Regions from separate parts of the Mus musculus genome. Here region 2 is linked to region 1. The links are chromatin loops, found by intact Hi-C in ENCODE. Cell type or tissue: left cerebral cortex. All regions are shown on one strand.

Region 1 (8,000 bases):
TGTTCATCAATATGCTCAACTTTTAAATGTATACAGCTTTATTTTAAATACAGTTGTCACTGTACTGCATGCAGACATCATTCATCTCCTTAAAACGATCTGGCTCCTTCACTTTCCTTACTCACTTTTTAAAATTTTCTGTGCAAGTGTGAGGGTACCTGTGTTCCACCCTATCCTTCCTGTGCCTGTCCCTTCAGACTTTGCTTCTGTTTTCATGTTACATGCACATATATGATTTTATGCACATATAAAGTTTGGGTGTCACAAATCAGAGAATGTACTGTTTAAGAGACGGTTTAATTAGTTTAGCATGAGCAGCTCTACTTGTATTCATCTTTCTCCAAATTACCCAGCTCTGTGGCCTCCACGGTTGCACTGTATACATACCACACATCCTTCACCAATACCTGGGGTGTTGGACATCTAGATCAGGTCCACGTTTACCACTGCCCTGACCCTGCTGTATCAGGTGCCTGGGCTCCAGACACTCTACCTTCTCATCTCTATGAGTTTGACTTTCCCAAGGGACAGAGAGAGCCCTGGAACAATGATTCCCTCACAGACCCTCCCATACTTTGTTAGTCACAAACTCCATTACACAGAAAGCTGGAAGCTTTGAAGTTTTGAAATAAAAATGAAACTAAATTAGCTTTGATATTTAAAAATGTCAAGCATGCATCAAAGCCTATTTCTGAAAGCTTAGTATAAATATGGAAAAACCACAAAAACTTTTACCTGTTCTTACCAAAAAACTTAAGTCTAAATGTCTTAGACTACTGGAAAGCCCTTTGAGAAAGTTGGTTTTTCTTTCATGGCTACTTGAACTAAGAGAAAAACAACAGTTTATTTATTTATCCCACCCAGCAAGACACTCTGGAAAGCTGGGCTGAGCTGTCTTTGCTCTGTGGACTGGGAAGTATAACTGCCTAGCATCACTTGCTGTTCACAGCCCCCTCCTCCTGCAGTCACCTGAGTCTACCTGACCCTCTGAAAAAAAAACAAAGGAAGGCCACCCAGACTGTAGACCTCCAGTGCACACAGTGCTCAAACAGACTGCAGAGCTCCAGTGCACACAGTGCCCAGACTGCAGAGCTCCAGTGCACACAGTGCTCAGACTGCAGGGCTCCAGTGCACACAGTGCTCAGACTGCAGGGCTCCAGTGCACACAGTGCTCAGACTGCAGGGCTCCAGTGCACACAGTGCTCAGACTGCAGGACTCCAGTGCACACAGTGCCCAGACTGCAGAGCTCCAGTGCACACAGTGCCCAGACTGCAGGGCTCCAGTGCACAGTGTTCAGACTGCAGAGCTCCAGTGCACACAGTGCTCAGACTGCAGAGCTCCAGTGCACACAGTACTCAGACTGCAGAGCTCCAGTGCACACAGTGCTCAGACTGCAGAGCTCCAGTGCACACAGTGCCCAGACTGCAGAGCTCCAGTGCACACAGTACTCAGACTGCAGAGCTCTAGTGCACACAGTGCTCAGACTGCAGGGCTCCAGTGCACACAGTGCTCAGACTGCAGAGCTCCAGTGCACAGTGCTCAGACTGCAGGGCTCCAGTGCACAGTGCTCAGACTGCAGAGCTCCAGTGCACACAGTGCTCAGACTGCAGAGCTCCAGTGCACACAGTGCCCAGACTGCAGGGCTCCAGTGCACACAGTGCTCAGACTGCAGAGCTCCAGTGCACACAGTGCTCAGACTGCAGCGCTCCAGTGCACACAGTGCCCAGACTGCAGAGCTCCAGTGCACACAGTGCCCAGACTGCAGGGCTCCAGTGCACACAGTGCTGGGAACATAGACAGAGCCACACGGCACAATGCAGGCGGTGAGAAAGGAATGATGGAGAAGGCTACTGGCAGCCAGGCAGAAAGACACTGACCTGGGAGAATTGGGGGTATTCCCACTTTGTTCATGTAAGACCTCAATGTTGGCCGGACTATCCACAAGCTTCACACACTTCTTCTCCTTCTTCGGCTGTGTATCCAGATGCAGGTTCTTATGAGGAGAGAGGCTGGCTGGCTGCACACATGAAGAGGCTGGCTGTTTCCACTGCACAGTGTTATCTTTTAAGCTATTAAGACAGGATTCCTCCTCCCTGTGAGGTGGGAGTCTAGAAACTCCATCCTCAGTGGCACTGGCAGCAGCTGTTTCTTCTGTTTCTTCTGGCGTGGTTATATTCAATGGCAGCACCTCGCGCCTCCTTTTGAGTACAGGTACTTCAATTCTCTCTGAAAAACAGTCATTAAAATATATGCTTATTGAATAAAACAAAGACACAACCCAAGGAAACTCAGTGAGTTATACATAAACTCATTTCTCTTTTTGGTACTCTGAAGATATACTTTTCTCTTTGATAAAATATATACTTTTAATTTTCATGTAAGTATATACTGCATGTTGAGCACCCCACACACGTGGTATGTCCCCATTTTCTTGGCTCTCCTTCCAGCCTCCTTCACTCTCCTGGTCATCTTCATTTCTGCTTCCTTCCTCTGTTTTCACCCCGTCTCTCTGGCAGGCACTCTTCACTGTTCTCTTTCTGTGGTCCAGGAAAGGACTCCAGGCTTTACCCTCGCTGAACTCCAGCTCGGGCCCCACACACCATCAACTCTGTCTTCTAAGACTATCTGCAATGTTTTCCTTGTCGATTCTGTAATCTAGAAAGCCCAGGCTGACCAGGATGTGCAGGTGACAGCAGGAATGCAGGCCATCTTCCTGAAACCTCTGGGAGGGAAGGCAGCAGTGGCCGAGTCCAGGAGTTCTGGATCGGGTCCCACACTGCAGCCAGGTGATCTCAGGCAGTAACTTCTCTGCACTTCGATATCTTTAAATTAAAGAACACCAAACCTGCTTCATTCAGTACTGTCTTGTAGAGATGAAATGAAGGATGGAACTCTGAATATTGGTAATGTATGCCTACTGGACTCATCTATAAAATATATTCAGATGCTGGCCACTTGTGTGATGCACGTTTCCCCAGTCCCAACCACACCCTGCCTCCCAGCAGCTACTGCAGAGCCCCTATCCTCATGGCCTACTGATCCCCTATGAGGGTCCCACAGCCACTCAGTGACTTGCCCTAATGCCTTCCTCCCACCGACACATCAATGTGCCCTTTCATTTTCAACATCAGCACATCAGCGGCCTGAGGTCCTGCACAGGAAGGCTCCCTGCTCGCGCTGCTGCTCTCAGGTCAGCCAGACCCCACCTCTCTTTTCCTCTGTGCTTCTCAATCACCCTGACTCCCACCACCTCGAGTCTTTGCTAGGTTGGCAGACCTTAGAAATTCATAATGGGTAATTTTTTCTTTTCATAAGGATAATATTTAATTGGGGTGGGTTATATGTTCAGAAATTCAGTCCATTATCATCAAGGCAGAAACATGGCAATGTCATAATGGGTGATTCTTAATCAGGGGAGCCTATTGGAGTCAAAGAGAAAAAAAAGGATAAAGACGCCTTTAAAAAAAAAAAAAAACTATAAAAAAAAATCTTTCTATTGTGAACACCTCCCCCTAGTGGTGAGACTTAATAGAGTTCCCAGAGATGACTGCCGAGTTAGGCAAAGGACCTGGTGAAGAATCCTTAAACCTAACATGTTAGTTAACCCAGCCTTCTGGGGAGGAGATGGGTCAGAAGCACAGAATTCATACATTTCTTAACACTGACTTTCTAACTTTCAACCTCTATACCATACAACCCACTGTTTGCAATAGATCAGCTGCAAAGACTGGATAGGCAGGCTATTTCCTGAGTAATTAGATGTAGGATATTTCCCCCATCAAAATGGACAGAACTCTGAGTCAGGAATGATGGCGCACAGCTTTAATTCCAGCACTTAGCAGGCATCAGCAGTAGGTTCTCGAATTCAAGTATGGAGTATACAACGAGTTCTACACTCACCAAGACTGCATATATAACTTTGAGAACCTCTCAAAGTTAGGAAGGGAGGGAGGGAGGGAGGGAAGAAAAAAGTCAAGATGAAAGGTGGAATAAGAATCTTTATTTCCATCAATTATCCTTCCAGATAACAAAAAATATAAGGAAAAAAACCAGTGAAAATTGAAGTAGATGACATAAACCACAGAACTGATCAACCAGAGTAAAGAATAGTGAGCTTTAAAGATAGGCTGCTTGAAAATAAAGAAGAAAACGAAAATGAGTGAGAAGGAAGAAAGAAAATGTCAGCATTTTAGGAGATACCATCCAAAGGTGTCCAGAAGAAAACTAGAGAATGACAAAAAGTGCAAAGTTTATCCAAAGGAATAACAGAAAACTCTATAAACCCAAGAAATGTAAAAAGATGGGAAGATCAAAAGTCTGGACAGAGTCAAATTCTCAAAGGTCAAAGAGAACATTCAAGAGCAGCACAGGGCAGGTGAGAGAATGGCAGCACTGCAGGGGACTTCAGATACTGAAGGGGAAAGCTGCCGGACACCCTTCCCTAATAAAAGCTAAAGGATGCTCAAAAGAAAGAGAAGATACCCCGGGCGGTGGTGGCGCACGCCTTTAATCCCAGCACTCCGGAGGCAGAGGCAGGCGATTTCTGAGTTCGAGGACAGCCTGGTCTACAGAGTGAGTTCCAGGACAGCCAGGGCTACACAGAGAATCCCTGTCTCGAAAAACCAAAACCAAAACCAAAAAATAAGAGACAATGCAAATGTGCACCATGAAACCATGCGAAGCTGGGGAGGAGGGACATGCTCAGTGGTTAAGGGCACTAGCTGCTCTTCCAGAGGACCTGAGTTCAGTTCCCAGCAACCATATGGCAGCTCACAACTATTCTTAACTCCGGTTCCGGGTTATCTGACATCTTCCGATCTCTGCAGGCACCAGGCATGTACATGGTGTACAGACAGACATGCAGACAAAACACTCATATACATAGAAATAAATTTTGAGTGTGGAAGAAGTATCTGAAGGTTTAACCCCTGAAATACTCAGAGAAAATCCTTGAATATTCAAAGTTGAGAGCCACAGCCCCTGTGCTCTCAGCAGGAAGATTTAAAAACACTAACAAAGGAACAATTCCAATCAATTCTTACAGGATAAGAAATATAAAATGATTTAAAATTTGACAACAAAACTAAAAACAAGAAGAGAAATGAAGCTAAGGGAAGGGTAGTTTGTTTTGGTTTTGCCTTTGTAGTGAAAACGGTCACAGCTCTGTTCAGCATAACTTGTTTTACATATTAAGAGGTTCTTTATGGGCTTCATGGTCATTATAAGTAAAAAGTTAAAATCTAAGGCAGGGAACCAAACGTAATGACTAAGAAACGTTACTCAGCAGTGAAGATGGTAGGAGAAAAGAAAGGAAGAAAAGGCACACTAGAAAACCAGCCGCAATGCAGCAGCAGCAGCAGGTTCTTAGTGGTCAGTAATTGCCCTGGATGCAGACGGATCACATAATCTAGTAAGACAGAGAGTAGCTGAAGGGATTACAAAAACAAGAGCAAATGACGATGCCAACACGAGACTTGGTCATCTACAAGGATATGCAGAGGCTAAAAATGAATGAATAAAGATGTACTCCACCAGAGAAAGTGAGATATTTGTCAAGTCAAATAAACTTCACATCAAAACCATAAGGCTGGGACATGGAGGAACAATAAAGGGGCCCAGACCAGGTCTGTAGTATAACTATACACAGAAGCATGCCATGCAGGCGTGATCAAATCTGTATTAGAGGGACAGCTGGACAAGCAACAACTGTGGAGGGCAACACCCCACTTACAGCCATGGAAGTCATCCAGATAAAATCAGCAACATGGTGCATTTCAAGTGTACTCTACACTTCAATGGAGCTGATACAAACTCACAAAACAGTCTATCCAACAGCTGTAGAATTCCCATCTTCTCTACTGCATATGAAGATCACATATTAGGAAAAAACCAATTCTGAACAGAAACGAACAAAAACCAAACCCAAACCCAGGTCCCATGAAATGTTTTCAGACCCCAAGGAAGGCAGCAATAGAAGGAACACGAGTACAGACTGAACAAAGAGCTGGGAAGTAACCAACCCCCACCACTCAGCTCATATGTTCACAACGTCAGAACATGGGACAGGGAAAGGAGGAGCTCTTCAATTAACTGCGCTAAGAAAACAGAGTGATGGCTGCATGACTGAGCTCGTGAAGAAAGCACAAGCAATCAAAGCAAAAATAAACATGAGGCCCTGTATCACCCTAAGATCCCTGGAACAGCAAAGGAAGCAATGAAAAGCATCTACAGGGTAGAAGGAAACATCAGCAAATTACACGCCTGATACAACATTAGTGTCTACAAATTATAAAAACCCCAAACCAAAATACCTCACAAACAATCTGACTTTATAAAAAGGCAAAATAGGGGCTAGGAGATGGCTCACTGGTAGTTGCTTGCCTCATGAGCCTGAGAATGCGACTTCATGCTCTAGGAACTGCAGAGGTAGAAAGAGGGATCCAGCCTTACAATGTTGGTGTCTGATCAGCACACACATGCTGTGCTGTGTAAGCACACATACATACAGGTACACACTCACATGCAATAATAAATACATGCTTAAAAAGTAACTATTATGTGATCTCCTATGCCTGGGAGCTCTAACACCATGACAGCCACAGTTAACAATAACGTACTTTGTAAGTCAGAGTTAGGAAGAAAACTTTCAAAGAGTTTTCTCAACTTCAAAAGGATAAAGTATAAGATATTCAACTTAAAATCATGAGTAATTCTGAGATGTTTCTACAGGAATGGATATTAATTTACCTTGATTTGAACATTATACAATACATAAGTGGAAACATCACATTGCACCCTTGTGTCCAATTACTATGTGTCAGAAGAAAAACAATTAGAACTCTCAATATGGATAGCTCTTGAGGTCAAAACTACATCTTCTCTGCATTTCTGGTGGTGAGTCCTGGGACACATGACTAGTTTCTGGTCAATGGAATGGCAACAGACAACATCTAAAGAGCCTGGATCCTAACATGCACAGTACTCCATCAGTCCTGGAATGCTCCTCCAGAGGTTCATCAGAAGGGGAGAAAGATGGGCTGAGGGAGTTAGGGAGAGAGGAAGGAAGGAGAAAGTCCTAGAACAGAAGTCTTGCTAGTTCTTCTGTAACTGGTCTAGCTCTCGGTATCAGCTGCTTCAACGAAATGAAACACACATCTTTGATTCCATTCAGGAGGCAGAATAAAGAAGATTATGAATATGAGGCCAGCCTGAACTACTCAGTGAGACCCTTCCTCAAAGTAACTTCAAAACCCGTTGGAACACCCTGAGATGCTACAATTTTTTTTTTTTTTTTTTTTTTTTTTTGGTTTTGGTTTTTCGAGACAGAGTTTCTCTGTATCACCCTGGCTGTCCTGGAACTCAGGACCAGGCTGCCTCGAACTCAGAAATCCGCCTGCCTCTGCCTCCCGCGTGCTGGGATTAAAGGCGTGCACCATCATGCCCAGCTGAGATGCTACAATCTTAAAGGAGAAAAGCTCAAGTTCTTGCTATTCAGTATGTTGAACTCAGCTATCCTAAGAGAAAACATGATTATATTCATGCTTATGCAGTGACCAACCTCTTAGTTTTCCTACACATTTGACAGCTCCACTGTACTAGAGACATAATGACAAGTTGGTTTATAGTTTCTCAGGGTTCCTCCCAATCTGAAAGGTAAGAGCCTATAGAACACACCTTCCGGTTCATACTTCAGCTTGAGTTCATCTAGCTTCGCTCTCAGTTTCATGTTTTCACTTTCTGAGAGCTGCAGGTGTCTTTCATTTGTAAACAGTTTCCGCTCAATATCCAGGGCCCGCTGGCTCTCAAATAAAGCCTTCATCCTCTGGATGGACAGCTCGTCCTTTGTGCTTTCATTTTCTTTGCTACAGTAACAGGAAAGAATAAAGAACATGAAAAGAATGCATGCCACTGACATGGTGAAATAAACCTTGCGTGTTAAAAAGGCATTTTTTTTCTGAGATTTTTAGCATTAAAAAAAGAAACAACAAACAATTAAATA
Region 2 (8,000 bases), 680 kb before region 1:
GGAACAGGAGCTTAAGGCAAATCAGTCACTTCTTTCTGTATTCGCCCATCAGTAAGTATTTCCGGGTCATGATTATTCTAGGTCATGAACAGTCGAGGATCTAATGCTTCCCGGAGCCACAGAGGTCCCCCATGGGCGAGGAGGGGTCTTTCCAAAGAGATTAAGCTGGGCTGGAAAGTCACAACCTAAGTGAAGTCCTTAGCGCCTCTGCTGTCAGGTAGGGCTTAGCAAAGAGTATCTCAAGGATGCAGCAAAAGAATAGTAAATAGCGGGGAAAGCTGGAGGCAAATCCAGGGGTGTTCTGAGCATCAAAGAGATGATACGCTTAAAATAGGGTCAAAATAAGATGATTTCAGAGAGATGCAATAAAAATAGTATGATTTCAATAGGAGGTAGCGGTAGAGCCTCCCAAACAAACTTCTAGATTAGGACTCTCCCGAGCTGTCTGCTGCAGCCTTTCTCATAGACCCAGAGCATAGGAGTGCCTTAAGAAGGACCCCACCCTGGAAAGTCAGAACATGTGATAGTGATAGAGACAGCGCTGGTCTCTTGCAAACCATGTCTAAGTTCGCCATGTCTGCTCAGGAGTCAGCTTAGCTCTCCCAAGGCAGAAAACAAAACGAGCTCTTTCTGAAGATGTTTCTCAAGTAATAAGTTAGCATCCCAGGGCAGGAGAGCTGCTCCAGGGGCACGGAGGAGAGCTTAGGAAATCATCACACTCAGCTAGGGGCATGCCTGCCTCAGCTTGTATCCATGAGCAACAAATTTATTCTGCAGCTGCAGAGGCAAACTGTCCACCGCTTTGAGTGTCCATAGACCTGAAGCGCGTAGCAAGGTGGATTTGGACAAGACTCAGTTCAAGTTGGAGCTTCACGAACCCGTTTCTGGGACTTGGGCCCCTGACTCTGTTTTCAGTCTCTCTCAAAGGATAGAGGTTATATCCACCCCTTTGGGAACATTAGGTGTGATGATGCATCTAAAAGCCATTCTGCCATGTCTAGCACCCAGACTTGATAAGAATAGTGTGGGCACAGCGTGGAATTGTGAATCTGGACTTTTCATCTCCTTCTGTTGCTGTAAAATACCACAAATACACTTTGGCTTTGAGACTGTTTCTCACCTAAGGTTTTTGGGTGAGAGAATTATGTTAGTTTGTTTGGACCGCCAGACAAGTGGCATGAGTTGTGTCGTTTAAGCAACAGAATCTCGTTTGTCCCTGACCTGGAAGCCAGGAAGTTCAAATTCAACGTGCTGCTCAGTTTGCTTCTGAGGAAGCTTGCTTGTCTCACTGTCTGACCTCTGGGAGTGTCAGACCATGCTTCCATATTCGCCATCTCATCTGGCCTTGACTAATGCCCTCATGCCTGATACTGTCTCATGAGATGGTGGGTTAGGGTTTCAACCTTAGGGTTTCAATATTATAGGTACAGGTCAGTCTATAACAAGTATAGGTTTTCTAATTGTTATTCTAATATTCAATCAATATGTATGCTGCTCTTTATTTAGTCTTTCCCTTATTTTTGTGTATTTGTGTTATTTCCCAGATTTTTTGTTGTTGAGACTGAATACATAGCACAGGCTGGCTTTGAACTCTTGAACCCCCTGTTTGACCTTCTGAGAGTTCAATTACAGGTACGCAGCACTATGACAAGTTTCCAGAGGTTGTTTTTAATTTTTTTCTAGTTTCTCTAAAAGCATCACTGCAAAGTGTTATAAATTATCATTATTTCTAATTTTTGTTAATTAACACACAGATTTTTTTCCTGTTTCTGACATTGGGCAAGTGTGACTTGTCACATGCTTCTTTGCATGAAAAAAATACCTCCCCCAATTCAGATATCATGTTTAGCTTTTAGTGCTTAGAGTAGCTCTCTAGTATTATACTTCAGCTTTGCTTATTTCTACTTTTCTCTGAGTGGCAAGCTAATCTAAAAGGCAAGCCCTGGATGATACTGGCTTTAGCAACAGTAATCGCCATTCATTAAAACATGTTTAAAGATTGTAGTTACTTTTTAATTGCGTGTTTGTGTGTGGGGTCTGTGCATGTGTGAATAGAGGAGGACCTTGGATCCCCCGGAGCTGGAGTTACAGGGAGCTGCAAGTTGCCTGAGGTAGATTCTGGGAACTGAACTTGGCCCTCTGTAAGAACAGTAAGTGCTCTTAATTGCTGAGTCATGTCTTCCGACCTTATTATTATTAGTTAATGCTTATTTATTTTCCAGAGAAAATGATAACCAAGTAGGAGGAGTTTTTAAAAACATACATCTTTATACACATCTTGGGTTCGGGATCAGCCCTCTCCTGACTTGGTATGAAAGCAACCTCTCTTCCCCTCTGGGAATGTACCCTGGTTCCTCTTAGCCCTCACCATTTCGGGCTCTGCAATTGGTCCACCGTGTTGCTCTCGCACACCTCTCACCTTCCATTGCTTCACTCCACAATGCCCTTCTCTGCAGTGGAACAAGCTCACCCAGAAACAGTGTCTCAGCCAGGAGTGAATATGGACATTCTGCACTGTAGCTCCTGAGCAATGGAATGGTGAATAGCTTTCAGGGCAGTGTGCGTTTAACAAACTGGACATGCAGAGCTGAAGGGATGAATTAGATGTGGCAGAACTTCAGAGAAGCAGAACGGGGGTGGTGTGTGTGTGTGTGGGGGGATGACCCAGGAGTGAGATGAGCCATCCATGGAATAGGGTTCAGGGAATTCCCATGAGCTCATGGCAACACTGCCAACTTTCCGTCCTCCTACCTCATACAGTTGTTCCGGGCAATGACTTCAGAAGCATGAGTGTGCTCACCAGATTCATCCTCTGGAACACTTCGTCTCGTCTGCTCTTTCTCTGTATACACATACGCACGTGTGCACGGCACAGATATTTTCCCTTAACAATAGGGAGAGTTGCAGTTAATACCACCCGTACCTATGAATACTTCAGTGTGAGCTTCCAAGGGATCAATACATTCCCTTCCTGAATCACAGTGTAAATTTGAAATTGATATGGCTTTTTTAAAAAAAAAATGCAACCTACTGCTCACAATTGTACTTCTGTCAGGTAAATGCTGATTAGTGCGTTTCCCTGGGGACCAGGATCCGGCTTGGAGCCAGGCTTTACATTCTGCTATCCTACTTTCTAATCTTAAATGTGGAATGTCTCCATCTTTCCCTCTCTTGGCATGAGTCACTTAAAGGAAGAGAGACTGGGCTTATCTTGGTTTGAATCCTCGCTTTACCACAGGAGCCGAATGACAAAGTGAACTGCTTCACCCCCTTAGTCTCAGTTTTCTCATCTGCAAAATGGGGCTAGCAATACAAGAAGTCGAGGCAAGAGCGCTATGAGACAGGATGAGAACAAGAATAAAACATCTTGATAATCCAACAAGATCATGCTGCCCTAGTCCTTTAGCAACATACCTGGAACCTTTTAGTGATCCATACATTTGATTACTTAATGGATAAGTGACTGGTGAGCTAGGGCTAGATTCTTCTCTCTCACTTAGTGCTATGTAGTCTCAAGGATGTTGTTTTGCCTCTCAGTGACCTGATGTCCCTGGTTATTAAGGTGGGGCTTCCGGTGCCTTCCTCCTGGGGCTGAAGGAAACTACATGAGCAAGGTGAGTGTGCACCCAGGACACTTGACTCCATCTAGCCTCTTAGTAGCTGTCCCCCATTCTGTTCACACAGAATTATCCAAAGGAAAACAGGGTTTGTGCGAGTTAACTGCAGAGGCCCAACCCTTCCAGCAGGTGCAAGTAACACATAGCAAATGCCGAAAGCTGTTTAAAGATGAAACTGAAGCTCACCTCCCTGTGGATGTTTCCTCTTACCAAGTATATTTTGGAATAATCTCCTCTGTGTTGGTCAAATAAACTGTCATTGTGGGTGTGGTGGGTTCGGTGGAGGTTTGGGGTGTGGGCTGTTAGACTCCTGGGGTGGTTATGATTCATTGTTGATTGAAATTTGAGTCTGGACTGGGTGACCTTGGTATCATCATGGAAACTCTGGGGTGAGTGGCCACCCAAAGCATGGCACTTTGGGGCTTGGCACGGTCCCTCCCGGAACTCGTCACCAGGTCTGTGCAGGGCCAGGTCTCAGTTCAATGTCACCTCCACAAGGAAGTCTTTCAGGGGGGTCTGCATATGATATCAGCTGTCTGTAGGGGCCCATTTTCATATCGCAACACATGGAGGTGCTCCTTGCTTACAAGAGCTGCAAGTGAAAACAGAGAAAGGAATGGGGGGAGGGCAAGAAATGGGGTTACTGGTTTGGAAGCTTGAAGTCAATACACTCATGTAACATGAAGGAGGGATACAAGGCATGACACTATAATGCCTCTGAGCTCTCACAGGATCTAGAATCTGGGCTTGAGCTTCAGGTTCCTGTCAAACTGCATCATGTCCAAGTGACAATGGTTAATGGTTTTCCTCTCTTGAGTATCAGTTTCTCGAGTGTATGAGAATCCCTCTCCCCTGGGAGTGCAGTGTGATGCCCACAAGATGCTGCCTGCAAAGGTGGGGCAGGGTGGAGTGGAATAGCCAGGGTGAGGTGGTGTAGCCAGAGTGGGGTGGGGTGGAGCAGGGGGATCTGGATGGATACCTCTGCAGCAAGAGAGACACAAGTACGTATCTCAGCTTCTCCCCATACAGGCCAGGTTATACCTCACCTTCCTCGAGCCTCTGATTGCTCGTGGGCAAATTGCCTGTAGTAATACTTCCAGACCTTTGTATCTTTAGGCTTCACATCTGCGAATACAATCAAGAGTGAAAGGAAAAATTTTGAGAATACTTGCATTGAACATGTGTAGGTATTTTTTTGTTATTATCAGCAAAATATCTAGCCCCTGATAGTAATGGGTGTTAGAAATTATTGAAGTTATATGAGAAGGTGCCCATAAGATACATGCAAATGCTATGCCATCTAATATTAGGAATTAGAACAGCCTTGCATTTTGGTATCTGCAGCGATTTATATGGCCAATCCCTTGCAGATATCAGTGGTCTCTTGTACTTGGACATTTCCAAAGGCTATTGAGAGAACCATGTAGAATATATGTTATTTTATATAAAGTGTCATTAAGGTAATTATTATTGTTTGAAGCCTTATAAATTTAGACTCAGTCCCACTCAAAACTAAAATGGTTGCTGTTATGTTTCATGTTAAACTCATTTAAAAAAACCCCAAACTCAAAAAGAAAGAAAGAAAGAAAGAAAGAAAGAAAGAAAGAAAGAAAGAAAGAAGAAAGAAAGAAAGAGAAAAGAAAACATGCATTAATCAACTCCTCAAATGTCGTGGTGTCATCCTTGGTCTGTACCCAGTGGAAGACAAAAAATGGTAAATGATTTTGAACTTAAGTGAGTCTACTGTTGTAAGGGTATAACTGAGCACACTGATCTTCACCCTTGCTAATGCTGTGACCTTGAATACAGCTCCTCATGTTGTGGTGACCCCCCCCAACCACAAAATTATTTCAAAATTATTGCTACTTCATAACTGTAATTTTGCCACTGTTAGGAGAAATAATGCAAATAATTGTGGAGATGGAGGTTTCCCTAAGGGGCCATGACCCACAGGCTGGGAACTGCAGCTCTAGAGGACTTCTTTCCACCCTTTGCCCAGAGCTATGTCAGCTCTTCACATGTTTGAGCTCCACCATTGTCCCTGAAACCAAGCAGCTACTCAGTTACCTTATCCTGAAATATGCACACCCTGTGTCCTGTCTTACAGTATTGCCTGGCTCATTTGTGGAGGGTGGGAATAGATGGCCTATTGCTCAGAGAGGAAGGCTGGCAGTGACCTTCTGTGACTCTGGGTCATGGGTTTGTTTGCAAGAACACAGACACACAAGTGGCCACTGACAATCTGCGCTCCAACATCACATATGGGGCATATTTTGCTCAGAAACATGCCATGTTAGTTGTTGAAACCTTTTTTGCATTCCCTGAAACAAATGGCACCATGGGGTATTTTCTTTTAAGGAGCAGTAAATAAAAGTCTTTTATGTTGACAATGATAATATTATATTCCACAATTGATTTGCATTTTCCTATTCTGTGGATCTTTCTGCTTGGTATAAATCCTCAGGTTGAAATGCACTGGGCCTCACTCAGGGATCAGCAATGGCTTTTGTCTCTGGCCTGGACTGCAGGGATCTGGCTGTGCCTAGATGTGAAGAGGCAATGCACAGTAAGGAAGAAGGCACATGTGCGGGCGTGCAAGCTTGGGCAGGTGCACATGGAGCCAGCAAGGATTCTCCAGGGAGCCACCATCACCCTGATATCCAGCGGGAGCTGGTCTGAGCTACGTTACTCCCAAGCCCTGCTAGCTGGCTCCCCAGGAAAGCAAGAACTCACACAAATGACTCTTGGGCGTTTGTGGAAGAGCTGAGTCCTCATCACTTCCTGTGGGCCTTTCTGAGCATAATAAGATCCTCTCTCTTGCATCAGCCAACCCAGGAGCTGCTGATAAACCATGGCACAAGCTTGAGCCAGAGTTGACCTTAACCATTGACAGCCCACTGAGCACTCATCATGTGCTAAGCATTATCTCATTAAACCTTCACCACAATCCTGCAAGGTAGGTGCTGTGTTACCCCATTTTACAGATGAGGGGAACCAAGGCCTACAGTTCCACAGCAGATAATCTGCAGCAGAAAAATTCAACCTCCAGGCAATTCTGAATGTAGTCATTGGTGACGGAAGAAAATATTTGTCTCTGAAAGCCATCCGTGGAGATCATAAAATCATTCCTACATCTTGCCTTGAGCTAGCAGAATGAAATTGCCCAGAGTGGGTGAGTGGCGGTAATGGAGGCGATTGTGAAGCTTGCATTATTTAGTATAGATGAGGCTCTGTAACTTCTTCATATTTAGATGAAGGCTGTGTCCCCTCTGCCCTTCCTGTGGAGTTTCTGTGGAGGAGAAGGTAGAGGATATTGAGTGGGTACAGTGAAGCACCTTAGGCTTAGCTGGAGGAGTTGGTGATAACTTTACCCTCAAATTCTTAGAGAAAAAGAGCAGACGTGTCCACATCATCTTTGGGAGAAGGCCCGAGGAATGGTGGGGTCTGTGCCAATAGGTTAGGGTAAACAAAAGTAATTTCTTGATACCCAGCTTTAAGGGGAAGGGTTTGTGGCTAGATTAGCACAGAATACTTGTTTATTGTGTTTCAAGTCCTTTGTCTCCCCCCCCCCCCGCCCCCAGCCTAAGGAAGACTCAATAAGAGGAATAGGTAGAGGGAGGCTTAGACTTGATTTCTTGTTTTTTAAATTTCTTTCCTTTGAATTTAGCCCGGGAAACACTTGAACGATTGTTTTCCAACTGAGCTATAAAGTACAGCATTTGTGAGTGAAGTTGCCCCTCTTACTTTCAAGATAATTGACTTTTATATTTCATTTTCTATTTCCTCCAGAAAAAGTCAAAATGTTCTTTTTGAGAGCTTGGCTTTCCTGTGGGTGATTTTCCAAGGTGGGTACTTCATTGACCAACATTTGAGTGTGACAACAGCATCCAGCACGGACGGTCAGTACTAGCTACTACCTACAGACAAACTCCCGCAGCAAGCCTTAGAGAATATGCTGACTTTATTATATTCTCACTTGAAACATCCTAAGAAGGTCCACACATTCCTTTGGGGTCATGAGACCATGGCAGGGGTTGGGGGCGAGGGTTGGATTTCTGTGTAGAATTGAATCCTCCACATGATGGCACAGGGTGGTCATTGGGGAGAGCTGGGAGCCTTTGGCTACCCTGTCTTAGCCATGATTTCCAGCACTGAGCAAATGAGAGCTAATTTTAGGTGACATCTGGACAAGGCTTTACCTCACACTGCACCCTGCAGTGACACCACAAAGTGTCTTTTCAATTTTCAGTCCTTCTGAACATAGGAAGGATAAATTCTCAGTTTTGTAAACTTATATCTGCACTCATGAGAAAAGACGGGTACCGGTTTCTGATTTGGAGGTATTAGGCTTTAATTGCTTTGTAAAACATGCCAGCCTCCCCT

Evidence for each region. Hi-C counts contacts between places; a loop is a spot of excess contacts. Peaks named below come from ENCODE experiments on the same cell type or tissue, not always from the same donor. Only the 100,000 strongest peaks of a DNase experiment are listed, where the experiment ranks them.
Region 2: it touches region 1 in a loop (3-fold over the local background); 9 of 42 quality-filtered maps call a loop at or near these places.

The regions. Positions count from the first base shown.
Region 1 is chr11:34,811,448-34,819,447 of GRCm38, forward strand. It overlaps Spdl1 (spindle apparatus coiled-coil protein 1), which reads right to left. Exons shown (of 12, transcript NM_027411.2): 10 at 7,676-7,863; 11 at 1,879-2,227. Among named protein-coding and RNA genes, the nearest start is that of Spdl1, 18 kb to the right of the region's middle. In left cerebral cortex, a CTCF peak has its summit at 3,526 (motif pointing left); a DNase peak (open chromatin) is centred at 3,536.
Region 2 is chr11:34,130,863-34,138,862 of GRCm38, forward strand. It overlaps Gm12121 (a long non-coding RNA gene), which reads left to right and starts at 6,083. Exons shown (of 5, transcript XR_872376.1): 1 at 6,083-6,789; 2 at 7,407-8,000. In left cerebral cortex, no CTCF peak of the experiment used is centred here; a DNase peak (open chromatin) is centred at 3,145.